Linked DNA regions of Homo sapiens: regions 2, 3, 4 and 5 are each linked to region 1. The links are chromatin contacts, found by Hi-C or POLR2A ChIA-PET in ENCODE. All regions are on one chromosome and are shown on one strand. Each heading gives the region's core, a stretch centred on a gene start or an enhancer-like site at or near the end of the contact. The rest is flanking DNA. Distances are from core to core; before and after follow the strand shown. Region 1 holds the start of H2BC17 (H2B clustered histone 17). Region 2 holds the start of ZNF311 (zinc finger protein 311). Region 3 holds the start of HCG15 (HLA complex group 15). Region 4 holds the start of LINC01556 (long intergenic non-protein coding RNA 1556). Region 5 holds the start of HCG14 (HLA complex group 14).

Region 1 (2,918 bases), core at 142-2,641:
GCCAAATACAGGCGAGGGCCTCGCGCCTGGTATTTTTTTTCTTTCTTTTTTTTAGATGGAGTCTCGCTCTGTCGCCCAGGCTGGAGTGCAGTGGCGTGATCTCGGCTCACTGCAACCTCTGCCTCCTGGGTTCAAGCGATTCTCCTGCCTGTCTCCTTAGTAGCGCTCGCCACCACGCCCGGCTAATTTTTGTGTTTTTAGTAGGGACAGGGTTTCACCATGTTTGCCTGGGTGGTCTCGATCTCTTGACCTTGTGATACACCCTCCTCGGCCTCCCAAAGTGCTGGGATTACAGGCGTGAGCCACCGCGCCCAGTCATTTTTTTTTTAAGAGGCAGGGGTCTCGTTATCAGGGTGGTCTCGAACTCCAGGTCCCTAGAGATTTCTCCCCTCCCCACCCACCTGCCTCAGTTTCCCAAAATGCTAAGGACGCATAAACCACCGCGCCCGGCCCCAAGTTTTTTAAAGACCCAGGACAGTTTGTGGGGAGGGGACAATTAAGGAGGTTCCTTCATGTTATAAGGTAGCAGTTGGATAGTATTTACTAGGCCTGATTCAATACTTTTATTTTACCCAATAGGAAAGTAATGGCCTCAGTGCTTGAACTCGGCCACAAATTTCTGATAGGTTTGGAGAACAGAGTGCTCAGTTCTTCCGTAGAAATGGTGGGTGGCTCTGAAAAGAGCCTTTTGTCTTGTAAGTTTACATTTTTAAAGTTCAGCCCTTACTTGCCCTTAGCTTTGTGGTGGCTCTCAGTCTTCTTGGGGAGCAGTACGGCCTGGATGTTAGGCAGAACACCGCCCTGAGCGATGGTAACTTTACCAAGCAGCTTGTTGAGCTCCTCGTCGTTGCGGATGGCCAGCTGCAAGTGGCGCGGGATGATGCGGGTCTTTTTGTTGTCGCGGGCTGCGTTGCCCGCCAGCTCCAGGATCTCGGCAGTTAGGTACTCCAGCACCGCCGCCAGGTAAACCGGCGCGCCGGCCCCGACCCGCTCAGCGTAGTTGCCCTTGCGGAGCAGGCGGTGCACTCGTCCTACAGGAAATTGGAGCCCAGCTCTAGAGGAGCGGGTTTTGGCCTTGGCGCGAGCCTTGCCGCCCTGCTTGCCACGTCCAGACATGGTAAAACGACCTGTGGCCTAAGTCAGAAAGTGAGTGAAAGGAACCTACAGGGACGCGCATTTTATAGCAGCTGCTGGGCGCGAAAAAGAAGCTGGGCCATTGGCTAAGCTTGCAGCTTCCTCTTAATGCAAATGAGCTTTCTGAATATACGTGTTTTGATTGGACTATATTGATATTAACGTCATCTGAGTAACTTCCAATCAGACAGAAGAATTTCTCAATCTCATCTGCATATAGACTTGTAAATAAATAGGGCATAACCCAGCTTGTCCTCATTCTTGTTATTTGAGTGCTCTTTCACTCTCCTCCGCCATGCCCGACCCGGCTAAATCTGCTCCTGCCCCCAAAAAGGGCTCCAAGAAAGCCGTAACCAAGGCCCAGAAAAAGGACGGCAAGAAGCGCAAGCGCAGCCGCAAAGAGAGTTACTCTATCTACGTGTACAAGGTGCTGAAGCAAGTCCACCCCGACACCGGCATCTCATCGAAGGCCATGGGCATCATGAACTCCTTCGTCAATGACATCTTTGAGCGCATCGCTGGCGAGGCTTCCCGCCTGGCGCATTACAACAAGCGCTCGACCATCACCTCCAGGGAGATCCAGACGGCCGTGCGCCTGCTGCTGCCCGGGGAGCTGGCCAAGCACGCCGTGTCCGAGGGCACAAAGGCCGTCACCAAGTACACCAGCTCCAAGTGAGCTCTCGCAGCTGCCAGCAATCCAAAGGCTCTTTTCAGAGCCACTCACGCTTCCAGAGAAAGAGCCTGTGCATTTTGCTTGTAGTCTTTTGGGTGGACTCCGGCCGGCCTCCATTAGGAGGGAAGACGGCGGGAAAAGGTAAGCTAAGCTCCCTAGGCTTTTTGCGTGTGAGTATAGACGCTCCATCAGACAAATTTAGCTTGGGTTCTTAGATACCCTTGGGGAAAAAGGCTTGCAGTTGTGCTTTAAGCTATAATTACAAGTTTGCTTTCGGTTTTCGGTTACTCTTTCCTTTTGTGTTGTTTTTTTTTTTTTTTTTTAAATGGAGTCTTGGCTCTGTCGCCCAGGATAGAGTGCAGTGCCGCGATCTCGGCTCACTGTAAGCTCCGTCTCCCGGGTTCAACCAATTCTGCTTCGGCCTCCTAAGTAGCTGGGATTACAGGCGCCCGCCACCGTGCCCGACTAATTATTGCATTTTTAGTAGAGACGGAGTTTTACCGTCTTGACCAGGCTAGTCTCGAACTCCTGACTTCGTGATCCACCCATCTCGGCCTCCCAAAATGTTGGGATATCAGGCGTGAGCCATCGCGCGCGGCCGGGTTATTCTTTCAGTGCCTGTAACGTCCCCCTTCTTTGATTGGTCAACGCTCTATTTGAAAAGCCCGCCAAGGGCTGCAATTTGCCAGATAGTCTCATCCGGGTTGTTTTTCGAAGAGGTTCTCCCGGAATGGAAATGACCGTTATCTGCAGGAGTGCATCGGACTCTGGCGCCAAGAGCTGGAAGCTGTGAATTAACCGTCCCTCTTACTGCAGTTGTACGGATCCTGGGTGACATTGACTTACCGGTGTCCATTTTCCATACACTTTAGAGAATAGGCATCTCGTCTGGCATCGCTGCAGATATGTTAGGGTGGGTTGAAATTATTGGTGTCAAAGCGGGACGGGAAACATTAAAGGCTAAGGAAGCTCCTTTAGGATAAAATGTTGAACAAAGAACCTGGCAACTTGGGAAAGCCGCTTTTTTGCAATGTTAATCAGTTGGCCTTGGGGAGGGAGGTGTGCCAGGATTAGCTGGGGCGGGGGCAGCGTTCAGGCTGGGATTTTAAAG
Region 2 (2,918 bases), core at 227-2,726, 1.1 Mb after region 1:
CAGTATCTAGAGTCAGACACACCTCCACTCACACTGCTTTCCTTCTTTCTTGGACTCACTTCTCCTTCTTCCTCCTTGTGATGTATCACAGACCCTCCTCTTCTTACCTCCTGCATCTTTTTACTCAGGTTTCTTTAACAGTCTTCCACTGCTGTCCTGGTTTCTTCCTACTGGTCAGATCCAGTTCTCAAACAAGCTGTGAAGTGGCTCCAGTTGATGCCAGCCTCCTTTGGAGAACACATGTTTTGGTGGTGCCAGCCAAAGGGCCCTTCTTGACCCACAGTGCCGCTACTGTTTGGCTTAATGTGTCAAACACTGCCCTGGATTTGGGGTTCATTAGCAACACTAAACCGCTGTGATCTCACATCTTGTTTCCCTGCATATTTGGTGAAGGGAAAAGAGGAATGTGACCACAGGAAAAAATAGGGAGTCACTGAGAACCTGAGGCACGAAGTCAAACTGAAAATGTGAACATATCCAGAATACAATCTCAACGGCTACCACCCTTGTCTGAGCCACCATCACCTGCTATCTCCCCTCCTTTCCATTACTGCGGTAGTCTTCTAACTGGTCTCCTTTCTTCAATCCTTGCCTTCCTCCTTTCTTTTTTTTTTTTTTTTTTTTTTTTTTTGAGACGGAGTCTCGCTCTGTGGCCCAGGCGGGAGTGCAGTGGCGCAATCTCGGCTCACTGCAAGCTCCACCTCCTTTCTTAATAGGGCAGTCTGAGTAGTCCGTTTACAACTTGAGTTGGATCATTTCATCGCTCTGCTGAAAACTCTCCAGTGGTTCATACTTAAAATAAAACCTGAAGTCCTTACCGAGGTATACAAGGCCCTACTGAATGTGCCCGTGACTTCTAACTTCCTCTCCTGCTCACCCAAAATAAGAGCTGAAGTCTTAAGAGTGGCATACAAGTCTACAGGATGTGTCATTCTCAACACCTTCTACTCTTCTCCCACTCCCTCAATCTTCAGCCATACCGACCTTCCTTCTCTTTCATCTTAGGGCCTTTCCATTGGCTGCTCCCTTCACCTTAAGCGATCTCCATGGCTAATAATCTTGCCTCCTTCAAGTGTTTTCTTATAGGTCATCTTCCCAAGGAGGTCTACTCTGAGTGCCTTATTTAAAATTGCAGCCTATCCCCTCCTTCCAATCCTGATGGGCCTTACCTTGCTTTACATGAATTCTTCTTTTCCTCTATAGCACTTTATAATTTTCCAGTATGGTGCATAAGTTACTTATTAATATATACATTGTTTACGGTGGTTCTACCTTCGCTAAAATCTAGGCTCTTAGGCTCCATGAGGGCAGGAATTTTTGTCGTCTTGTTCACAGTTGTATTCTCAACGCCTAAAACAGCGCTTGCAATAGTATGTGCTGGATTAAAAATTAGCTGACTGAATGAATATATGAATGGATGCTGTAGAGAAGAATAAAAAGAATGGGTCAGGAGGCGACAAGAGCAAGACTCCGGTCTCAAAAAAAAAAAAAAAAAATGGGTCACGAGCCCCTGGGAGGAGGTAGGGCAAATGGGCGGGAAATGCTCATTTTGGGGAATGGCTTCGAGGGAGGAAACCGCAGCCGACTCCCTCCTCAAATCTGGCCCCAAAGACCCGCCCCTGCCTGCAACCCCAGGGGCCCGGGTATTTAGGTGAGGGGGGCGACGGCGGCACCGGACTCCTCTCCTCTCAGCTGCAAATTCCGACCCACGACGGCCCAAGGCACAGACCTTCCCGCCGGTACTCTCCCCAAGAAATGAGAAACAGAAATATACAGAAGCTCCACTTCCTAGTCCGCCAATTATCATTTCCGGTGATTTTCTAGGAAAGGCGTCAACTCTCTGGTCTAGGCGTTCCCTTAAACTCTCCGCCCTCCTCCTCGCGGCTCAGCCTTCTAGGAGTTTGCGTGCGTTTATGGCCTGTGCAAAGGGGTTGCAGAAATATTACCCTTTTGCTCCTTTTTTCCCATGTAGAGGAACCTCTAGATAGGAATGGACAGAAGTTTTGTGACAAATATATGAAAAAGTTACTTTTAAATATTAACTAAGAACACAAATAATTGAATGTCTTTTTCAAAAGTAAAGACTATTTTAAGCCTATGCAGAAGTCGAAAGAAGAGTATAATTAACCCATATATACCCATCATTTACATTTAAAAATACATAAAATTCTGCCACACTTGTTTCATCCATCTCCATTTTTTCTTGCTGAAACGTTTTAAAGCAAACCCCAAATATCTTACTTTCAACTTCATTATGCATTTATTTTAAAAAGGATATTTTCCTACAGAATCACAATACCATTATCCCATTTAACAAAATAATTCCTGGTTATCATCTAATACCAAGTCCATATTATATTTCCCTAAATATATACATATGCTTCTTACATTTGTTTTCTATTTCATTCAAGATCTAAAGTTCCAGTATTTAATTTGGGCATGTGTCTTAATTCTTTTAAAATTCACATCTGAACTAGTTCCTCCTTCCATCCTCCTCTTCGTCTTCCCCTCATATAGTCAACTAATTGAACAAATTGGGACATTTGTCCTGAATGTTCTACATGCTGGCTTTGTCTATTTGTGTCCCCATTTTATTAGTTTCTCTAGCCTCATATTTCCTGTAAAACTTGATGTTACCTCTAAAGGTTTGATTAGAGTTAGGTTTAACTTTGTTAGTAAGAATCCTTAGGTGGTGCTATGTACTTTTTGCCACACATCAGGAAGCATATAATGTTTTTGATGCTAAGATTGACCAGTGGGTTTAATACTTGATAGCTGAATCCTTCCATGTAAACTTTCCCACTGGCTTTTAATCTGATAGATTCAGCCACCCCATTTCATTAGAGTTTGTAAAATTGTAATTTTTCTAATTCAATAATTTTTTCACATTTATTAGTTAGAACTCCTCTATAAAGAAA
Region 3 (2,918 bases), core at 111-2,610, 1.1 Mb after region 1:
CGGCCTCCCGAGTAGCTGGGATTAAAGGCACGTGCCACCACTCCAGGTTAATTTTTGTATTTTTAGTAGAGACGCGGTTTCACCATGTTGGCCAGGCTGGTCTCGAACTCCTGATCTCAAGAGACCCACCCGCCTCAGCCTCCCGAAGTGCTGGGATTACAGGCGTGAGCCACCGCTTCCAGCCAGGATGTGATGTTGTTATGATCCAGTTAAATGAAGCAGGACTTTTTCTAATTAATTGCACTTTCTCTTCTCTTCCCTGGCTCCATATATTCACAGTTTCCAAAACTTCCTTGAGATGGGACACTCTTTTGTCATCTTGTCAGTTCTGTCCTTGAATTAATAAACTTTGACACATACATAAGATCAATTTGACTAAGAAATCTTATTTTGACATAGACATAAAAGTAATATGGTTTGTAAAATTCCTGTATATACGGAAGCCTTTTAATCTAATGTTTCATAGGAATTCAACCCTCTAGGCCTGCTGGTGATCAGTTCTTGAAAAGCACCCTCTTTTCGTGATATCACACGTTGTCTCCTCTATGTGCAGCAAGAATCTCTTGCTTCATTAGTTTTTATGCCTCTGCTTTCAGAAAACAGTCTGGTTGGGACCCCTGTGAAAGGAACTGTCTGGCTTAACTTATCTTGATTAATGCCTCTTTTTTTCTTTTCTTTTCTTTTCTTTCATTTTCCACATAAAGCTAATTGGATTAGAGAAAAAGAACTCTTCTTCGAATGCTACCAGTTTCTTTCCTTCTCATCTGAGCTATTATTCATTGTCCATAGGAAAAAAAATTCCCTAATTTTGGCACGGTAGGTTCTGTTTATTCACCAGACTTGCTACCGTTTACTCGTCAGCTCAGAGAGAACGTCGAAAAAATATAACAAAACCAAAATATGCATCAAGACAAGAGGAGGAAAGAGAATGTGAAAGACTACTAAAAAAAAAAAAAAAAAAAAAAAAAGTCAACAGCTAGGGTCAAGGAATCAATCTGCAAATATTCAGAGCCAGTAGGCTTGTACTACACTAGTCACTATGGAAAATGAAAAATGACCAAGACAGAAATCTCACCTCTTAACACCCCCCAAATCCCAATTTTCTCAACTGTAAAATGGGAATAAAAGTATTACAGTATTTACTATATAAAGTTGCGATGAGTCAATAACATAATACACAAAAGCAGTCAGCCAATTATCCAAATCCGTGTTATTAATATTATCATCATCATCATTCTTCTCACCGTACTTGGGGAATGAAGGAGACAGATACTGTGAGTAAGTTTTCCTTTTTTTTTTTTTTTTTTTTTTTTTTAGACAGAGTCTCGCTCTGTCGCCCAGGCTGGAGTGGAGTGGCGCCATCTCGGCTCACTGCAAGCTCTGCATCCTGGGTTCACGCCATTCTCCTGTTTCAGCCTCCAGGTAGCTGGGCCTACCGGCGCCCGCCACCACGCCCGGCTAATTTTTTGTATTTTTAGTAGAGACGGGGTTTCACCGTGTTAGCCAGGATGGTCTCGATCTCCTGACCTGGTGATCCGCCCGCCTCGGCCTCCCAAAGTGCTGAGATTACAGGCGTGAGCTACCGCGCCCCGCCAAGTGAGTAAATTTTCTATTGGGCACAGAGTTACCTGCTAAAATGAAGTGTGGAAAAATACAATGGGGTGTGTGTATGTGAGAGAGAGAGGGAGATTTGGAGGTGGGGTGGGGAAGACCCTATTTGAAGTGGGCTTTGAAGAATGAACAAGATTTTTATTAGGGAACAAAATGGAAACCAGCATTCCAGGACAAGCGTCTCAGGAGAAGCAAAAGCGCAGAGTTGTGAAAGCTCTTAGATTTTCAGAACTTTGAATTCTGAACTATATATAAACCTGGAAAATCTCGGTTAACTATGGGATGGCATCAAGATTTCAATTTCAAGCTTTCTGGTCATGCACAGTAAAGCTGGAATTAGAGTCTCTTACGTATGGCAGTTGTTGACAAGTCCGTACAGGTACCTAAGTGCTTCCCAGAAAATTCCTCAAGTTGGTAGGTCCTGGGGGAATCAGTTTAGTTCTAAAGAGAGGACTCATCAGAGATCTGTTCAACTTCCAGGAATCTGTGAGGATAGCTCCAAATCTCACTCTCATGCCCAGCCTATCAAACAAAGCAAACCGGTTGGACTGAAGCTGTGGGATCGGGACTGAAATAGAACCAGCGAGAAAGGCAGTCCTCCTCGATTCCTAGAGAGAACACATTCAGCCAGCAGTTGGATAGAGGATACTAGCAAGTCCCTCGCCAGGGCGGGGGAGCAGAGACACATTCCTGTCCCGTTTACATTCTTCCTCTGGCGGAGGCGGGAGGGTCGCTTGAAGCCTCGGATTTCGAGATCAGCCAGGACAAAAAAGCGAGACCCCCGTTTCTACCAAAAAGGGGGGGGGGTGGGCGGGGGGAAGAGAGAGAGAGAGAGAAAGGAAAAGAAAGAGAAAGAAAAGAAAGAAAAACTAGGCGCGGTCACGTGTACGTGTAGTTCCAGCTGCTCGGAGGTTGAGGCGGGAGGATCTCTTGAGCCCAGAAGTTCGAGGCCGCAATGAGCTCTGATCGTGGCAGAGCGAGGCCCTGGCTCAAATACATACATACTTTGTTCTGACTTTGTGTGCCCTTACTCTTTCCTCAGGTGCACGCTTGGGCTCGTTACTGCTCAGAATTTTAGAATCACAGATCCAGCAGTGATCAGGCAGCTGCAGCTGTCAGGGACCACCACCACCTACGCGATTGATCCGTGGGAGAAGCCGTCCTACTCTTTTCTTTCTCCTTTGTCCTTCTCATTCCTGACCCCTTCAGGATTCTCAGTCTTCCCTCCGGGAGGTAGGGATTCTACGGAGAGAGAAGGGTTGTGGGGCTTGTTCTGTTGCGGGTTCAAACCCAAATTGTCTTTTTCT
Region 4 (2,918 bases), core at 123-2,622, 1.1 Mb after region 1:
TCCAGGTCCCAGCTCCCAGGTGGACATCTTAGCGTCCAGATGACCCAACATATAGGTGTCCTTTAGTATGGATGACCAAACTAGGATGTTATAGTGCTGGATGTAGTAATTCATTTTTTCAAATCTTAACTTTATTAAGATAACATGGTTATTTATCTAGTAATTGTGAGAACAACATATAACAAATAGACCACATATATACGTAGCGTGTCTGGAAGAAATACTCAGATATAAATTACTACTTTAGTCAATCTTAATATTAATTATTTGTCAACTATGCTTAATGTGCCTCTCTAGTCTCTCAAGACTAAATTGCTAAGGAACCCTGGAATCATTTGCTGGCATTCATCCTTTCAAGCAAGGTGCCTGTTACAAAATATCTGCTCAATTAGTATGTATTGGATACATCTTTTGGAAGGTGAGGAAGGAAGCAGTGAAATTAGAAGACTTCTGCCTAGGCGACTGTAAAGTGCTCCTAAGCATCTACCCACCTCCCTGCACACAAAAACTCTCCATTCTATCTCCTCGAGTCTCCTAGCCTTAAAAGATGGTCTAAACTACCCCAGATCCAGGTAAATAACGGATCAAGTCCTTCTTCCCTAAAACAGGTGTTATTCTTTCTATTCTATGAGCCTCCACCTTATTTCTTAAAAAAAAAAAAGAAAAAAATGTTTACTGTTTAAGAAGATAACAGAATCTCAAAAGCTAACTCTTCAACTGTGTTCAACTAAGGACCTTAAACTGCTCTCTGAGGATAGGTGAAGCGGGAAAGGCTCTAGGTGTCTGGTGACTGTTTCTTTTGTTGGTTCGTTTGTTTTTTCAGCCTTAGCACATTTATCCCTTGGAGAAGACAATGGAAAATAGGGCAGATGAGCGTGCGTGGCTTATTTATTCTTGAGTCTGGAGTTAAGAAGGTTGTACTTTTTCCTTAGGATTGCCCTTGGTTGGTTCACAAATTTCGCAAAGTGAATGAAAACACATGAAGGCCACTGAAGGGAATAACTAGGGGACGAGATGTCTGAGCCCCTAAATCGAGAAACATTTGGGCACCGTTTGTGGGACTGTACATATGGGTGTTATCTGTGGCCCCTAGGAAAACAGAAGAGGAACCTGTCTCACTTAGGAAGCTGTGAGAACTGCCCACACAAGGCTTGAAAATGGAACTTTACTGGGTCAGAATGACGAGGGGGAAAAAAAAAATACCTCACACTGGCAGCGGTGGGATTCGAACCCACGCCCCCGAAGAGACTGGAGCCTTAATCCAGCGCCTTAGACCGCTCGGCCACGCTACCACCCACAGGGTGCGTCGCCGCTTTCAGTTTCACCCAAGTGACTGTCGCCCCTTTCCAGTCCTTTCATTCCCATTCCCACATCACCATAAGCCCTTCCCTCAGGCCCCTTCTTCAGCATTCCTTGCTTCTCAGCATAGCCCGAGAACCCCCGATCCCTGACACTTTGCTTCTTCTCAGCTCCCAGATGGATCCTGGACAGGATGCTGCAGGTGGTGCAGGAGGGGAATCCTGCCCCATTTATCATCAACACAGTAAAAAGGGGTCGAAGAGACCGAGAGCGCCAGAGGACGCCATGGGCTCCACATCCACTTGGATTCCAGGGAGTAAGCCTCTCGACTTCAGGAGTAAGCAAGGCCAACCGTTTGGTTTGAGCCTGTTGCTTCTAAGAAAAGCGAGGAAAAATCCTGAGACCTCCTCCCCTCGCCCTTCATCCACTTCAGGGGACCGAGTGTCTCCACGGAACTTCACAAGGGAGGAAAAGAGTGAACTCATTATTATTTGTCTTGTCTTCGTTTCAGAGGCGGTACATCTACGAAAGCCCTAATCATAGAGGGAAAGACTCCTCGTTCCTGGCCCAGAAATGAGATGAGAAATCCAGGGCCCCGTACAGGAAGGCCTTTCGCAAAGTCCAGACTCAATTGCCTTCGCAGCCCTTAAAGTTTCCTTAGGAAGGTCTGTGGGAGAACGAGGTTGGTTTAGGAATTGGCCCCTGCCTTGTACTACGTAGTTTTGTCATCCAAAGTGTTTTAGAAGTGAATTGAATCATAGTTACGCCTTATTTTGAAACACTGTAATTCAGAGAACGTAAAACCTTATTAAAATGCCTCATAATCATCTTGGTAGAGCCGTTGGTTAAGCGGGAGAGACAGTTGCCTCCTTAGCGCAGTAGGCAGCGCGTCAGTCTCATAATCTGAAGGTCCTGAGTTCGAACCTCAGAGGGGGCAAGGCGTCTGTTTTGCCATTTTACTTCTTCTTGATCCAAAATGAGTAAGACAACAAAGGAAGTTGACAAAACGTTGTTCTTTCTCTGCTTTCTCTATAGAAAAGTGTACAATATGTCTGGTAAGGGAAAAAAAAATCTAAGGACATTGCTTTGATGGAACAGAACGGGTAATTGCTGTTTAATAGAACCATGTTCAGTTACAAAACAGTGATTTTCACTAAGAATTAAATTCTCCAAAATTCTCATCTCCCCTCCCGCCCTGCATACCAATTGGAGATAGAGCTGGTAGCATTTTCAAATGTTTTTCAGATATGCTTGGCAATTGTCTTTGTTTTAACAACACCAGAGTCAAGAAACTTGCCAGTTTTAGAGTGCTGAGATAAGAAAAAGTGGGTGGAGGGTTGTACTAGGGGTGTGGAAGGTATAGAATCTAATTATCAATTACTGACTTGGTTATCTTTTACCATTCTTCTGGAATGGCTTACCACCAGGTTGCCACCAATAACATTCCATATGAAAAAAGAAAGGAAACAAAAAACTGACAAAAAACTCCCCCCTCAGTCTCATTGCATTGGACCTTTTCTCTTGCTTCCAGTCCTGTTGACTGGATCTAAATCATCCAAACTACCAGATGCAGGAAGGGGTAAAAAGAGAAACAAGAAGTGAAGAAGATAGGCTGATAT
Region 5 (2,918 bases), core at 162-2,661, 1.0 Mb after region 1:
CACATGGAAAGAACCCAAGATATATTAAGTGAAAAATGTCATAGCATGACTACATTTCTGTTAAAAAAAAAAAACAAAATGTTATATATATATGCGAATGCAGAGAAAAAAGAAATGTAAAAAATACAATAAATTTTTCACGGTGATTACATTTGCGAGAGGAACGTACAGCTTTCATATTTCATTCAATGGTTAAAATGGTACTCAATTTTGACTGACAAAACGGTAATGATCAGATGCCAAAACGAGTGTGAATGTGCATAATTTACGAAAGACATTTTTGAGAACTGGTTACATGAGTTTTGAAAATAGGAGAGCAGAGGACCTGTGTAAGATTTTTAAAGAGACTGCACTGTCACGAGCCACAGCGTTGTGAGATTGGTAGGAAAGTGCTCCAGGAAATATCTAGGGGAGGGCTTGGATCTGAGACACAGAGTGTGAGCCTGGTCGAGAAGCGGGAAAAGAACCCGCCCAGAGCCCCTTCTCTCCATTCCCTCGGCGAGGCAGGAAGCTATCTGCGTTCCGAATCCCGCGACATCAGGATTATCTCGCACTGCAGCACAGAGACCAATCGCTAGTAACCTCTGCCTTTAATTAGGCGTTTTTTGGCCCAAATCTCGCGGCTTCGTAAAAATATCGCGATGCTTCCGCTTTTAATGTTTTTAGTTTGGACAAGCCCTTTGAGATAAATTTAAAAGCCAATTCTTTTTTTTTTTTTTTTTTTTTGAGACGGAGTGTCGCTCTGTCCCCAGGCTGGAGTGCAGTGGCGCGATCTTGGCTCACTGCACGCTCCGCCTCCCGGGTTCACGCCATTCTCCTGCCTCATTCCCGAGTAGCTGGGACTACAGGCGCCCGCCACCACGCCCAGCTATTTTTTTTGTATTTTTAGTAGAGACGAGGTTTCACCGTGTTAGCCAGAATGGTCTCGATCTCCTGACCTCGTGATCCACCCGTCTCGGCCTCCCAAAGTGCTAGGATTACAGGCGTGAGCCACCGCGCCCGGTACCTAAAAGCCGATTCTTAAAAATATACGTTGGTAATTGTTTATGCCTACTGCTGAGATCAGGATATCTCTAAAGTAAGGAGAGGAAAAAGAAAAGTATGTGTCAGAAGTGGGATTCGAACCCACGCCTCCATTGGAGACCAGAATCCCCACCGCGGAGGAAGCTTAGCTTGAGTCTGGCGCCTTAGACCACTCGGCCATCCTGACACACTGCATAACAGCCCTGATTTTTGCACTAAAATAGAGATCAACAAGCAATGATTCTGTGTCGTGCACGCACGCAGAAACGCGATGACGTCAGGGTTGCTTGGTAACAGAAGGGCAGAAAGCCACTTGTGGATTGAAAAAGCAAAAGGGTTCGCAGGACTAGAAAATGTTTCTGCATAAAACTGGATCAAGTCTCTTACGGGCCTTATAACTGTTATCGCCATCTCGAAAAACGTGTGCGGGTTTTTTTTTTTTTTTTTTTTGCTCCCAGCCTGCCCAGATTTCAGGAAGGAAAGAAGATCTTTTGCTTCTTCGGTCGCTGGGTCGGCTCTCCAGTGTCTGATGTTTACTGAAATCTTGATCGTGGTTAGCCTCCCCCAGGACTTCATTGTTTGGAAGATGGTGAGGAACAAAACAAAACCCTAACAAAAGACCCCGGTTCTATAGGAAGGTCCCCTTTTAGCCCCTCTATTTTGGTTCCATTTGTCACTGCCTTGCCACTCGTCGAAGTTTGTCTTGGGCTCTAAAAGTGGTAGCCGGGAACGGCTGGGAAGGTCTCCACAGGGACCACCACATGGGCAAGGCTGGTGTCCGCGCCGAGGGATCGGCGATCCCAGGTCCGGGGAAACTCCGCGAGCGACGCGCTCGCCCGCGGCCTTCCTTGTCGCTCTCGGATGTTCCCGATTAATGGGCTCCAAGTGACCACTGCCAGGTCGGGGAACACAGCGGTAGTTTTTAAGGGGAGTGCACCACATCGCCTGATCCACTTTTCTGTTTCTCAGCCTTCGCCAAGCAATCTGAGCTCCAGGCCGGGAAGCCCCAAGGTCACAAATTTTAATGGAGCCCTGAAACTAAACAGAAATCATCCCTCCCACTAGAACAAGAGCCCCTAGAGGCCAGCGACACCGCTAAAATAACATGTGTAGACCAATGCCGTCCAGGTAACAGTGCCTGGCAAACACGGTAGAGGTTCAATAAATACATTTTAACTCAACCGTCTTAACTCTTGTATTTGGGGCTGTGAGGTTCAGATAGAGGAAATATAAAGTTGGATATTTTAATTAGATTTTGTCCTAATAGCTTACTTTTTGTATTTGTTAATATAAAAAAAATTTCCTTTTTGTAAGGCAAAGTTAGGTCTCTTTTCTGCATGGAGAAATAACTGAGTTTCAGTAGGCTCTATCTTAATTTCCACAGACTTCCTTGGTTTCATATCCTATTTTTGATAGAGAGAAAATTAGTAGTGAGAAGTACAGTGAACACTGGTTCCCCAGTCTCCCTCCAATACATGAGATTTGTATATTTTCTTTCGATTGGAAGGAAATTGTCCAGGAAGTGATTCCCAACATGGCAACTGTAATCTTACCCTAACTATAATTATTTTTTTCTAATTGCAAAGTACACACAAATTGTAGAACATACAAACATGTCAAAAATTAAAATCATCCATAATCTCACTAGTCAGAGGTAACTATTAACATTTTTATATATTTAGTCTTTCATATGGTATACATTTTCCAAAAATGGTCATGTGTAGTAAATAATTTGCTAACTTGCTTTCTAAATGAATATATTATGAATATATACTTGCTAAGTACTATATTTTGCATAAATCTTAATTCCTGCACATATTCCATATCAAAGTGGTATTCTTGAAAACTGGATTATTTCTAATTTTTTATTTTCATCAGCAATGCTGTAAAAACTA

What was found. Hi-C counts contacts between places; a loop is a spot of excess contacts on that map. ChIA-PET counts read pairs that join two places held with the same protein, here RNA polymerase II (POLR2A). Pooled maps may share reads with other maps.
Region 2: POLR2A ChIA-PET joins it to region 1 with 11 read pairs in activated T-cell. The contact joins the promoter of ZNF311 here to the promoter of H2BC17 in region 1. A Hi-C loop is called at or near these places in 2 of 168 maps with a recorded cell type or tissue (ascending aorta and naive thymus-derived CD4-positive, alpha-beta T cell) and 9 of 50 pooled maps. POLR2A ChIA-PET finds 5 or more read pairs at or near these places in 3 of 52 experiments (PC-9, T-cell and activated T-cell).
Region 3: a map of endothelial cell of umbilical vein shows a loop between it and region 1 (6-fold over the local background). The contact joins the promoter of HCG15 here to the promoter of H2BC17 in region 1. A Hi-C loop is called at or near these places in 11 of 168 maps with a recorded cell type or tissue (B cell, CD14-positive monocyte, CD4-positive, alpha-beta memory T cell and 7 more), 6 of 37 single-sample maps with no recorded cell type and 26 of 50 pooled maps. POLR2A ChIA-PET finds 5 or more read pairs at or near these places in 4 of 52 experiments (AG04450, HEK293, HepG2 and 1 more).
Region 4: a loop to region 1 is called in a map of natural killer cell, with 3 times the contacts of the local background. The contact joins the promoter of LINC01556 here to the promoter of H2BC17 in region 1. A Hi-C loop is called at or near these places in 7 of 168 maps with a recorded cell type or tissue (B cell, CD4-positive, alpha-beta T cell, CD4-positive, alpha-beta memory T cell and 3 more), 17 of 37 single-sample maps with no recorded cell type and 27 of 50 pooled maps. POLR2A ChIA-PET finds 5 or more read pairs at or near these places in 5 of 52 experiments (K562, OCI-LY7, T-cell and 2 more).
Region 5: a loop to region 1 is called in a map of natural killer cell, with 4 times the contacts of the local background. The contact joins the promoter of HCG14 here to the promoter of H2BC17 in region 1. A Hi-C loop is called at or near these places in 1 of 168 maps with a recorded cell type or tissue (natural killer cell), 4 of 37 single-sample maps with no recorded cell type and 13 of 50 pooled maps. POLR2A ChIA-PET finds 5 or more read pairs at or near these places in 18 of 52 experiments (AG04450, CD4-positive, alpha-beta T cell, CD4-positive, alpha-beta memory T cell and 14 more).

What each region holds. Positions count from the first base shown.
Region 1 is chr6:27,892,034-27,894,951 of GRCh38, forward strand. H2BC17 (H2B clustered histone 17) reads left to right here and starts at 1,392. Exons shown (of 1, transcript NM_003527.4): 1 at 1,392-1,858. The coding sequence starts at 1,430. The coding sequence ends at 1,810. H2AC17 (H2A clustered histone 17) reads right to left here and starts at 1,152. Exons shown (of 1, transcript NM_003514.2): 1 at 666-1,152. The coding sequence starts at 1,116. The coding sequence ends at 724. RefSeq lists enhancers at 278-821, 426-475, 822-1,365, 1,386-1,625, 2,016-2,155.
Region 2 is chr6:29,003,839-29,006,756 of GRCh38, forward strand. It overlaps ZNF311 (zinc finger protein 311), which reads right to left and starts at 1,477. Exons shown (of 7, transcript NM_001382360.1): 1 at 1,170-1,477; 2 at 108-376. The coding sequence starts at 116.
Region 3 is chr6:28,983,389-28,986,306 of GRCh38, forward strand. HCG15 (HLA complex group 15) reads left to right here and starts at 1,361. Exons shown (of 3, transcript NR_135289.2): 1 at 1,361-1,596.
Region 4 is chr6:28,942,412-28,945,329 of GRCh38, forward strand. It overlaps LINC01556 (long intergenic non-protein coding RNA 1556), which reads left to right and starts at 1,373. Exons shown (of 1, transcript NR_103538.1): 1 at 1,373-2,127. It overlaps TRL-AAG2-2 (tRNA-Leu (anticodon AAG) 2-2), which reads right to left and starts at 1,292; the gene lies at 1,211-1,292. TRM-CAT3-1 (tRNA-Met (anticodon CAT) 3-1) reads left to right here and starts at 2,164; the gene lies at 2,164-2,236.
Region 5 is chr6:28,895,119-28,898,036 of GRCh38, forward strand. HCG14 (HLA complex group 14) reads left to right here and starts at 1,412. Exons shown (of 2, transcript NR_104117.1): 1 at 1,412-1,612; 2 at 1,993-2,202. TRL-CAA1-1 (tRNA-Leu (anticodon CAA) 1-1) reads right to left here and starts at 1,210; the gene lies at 1,105-1,210. RefSeq lists enhancers at 1-453, 1,089-1,724 and a silencer at 515-678.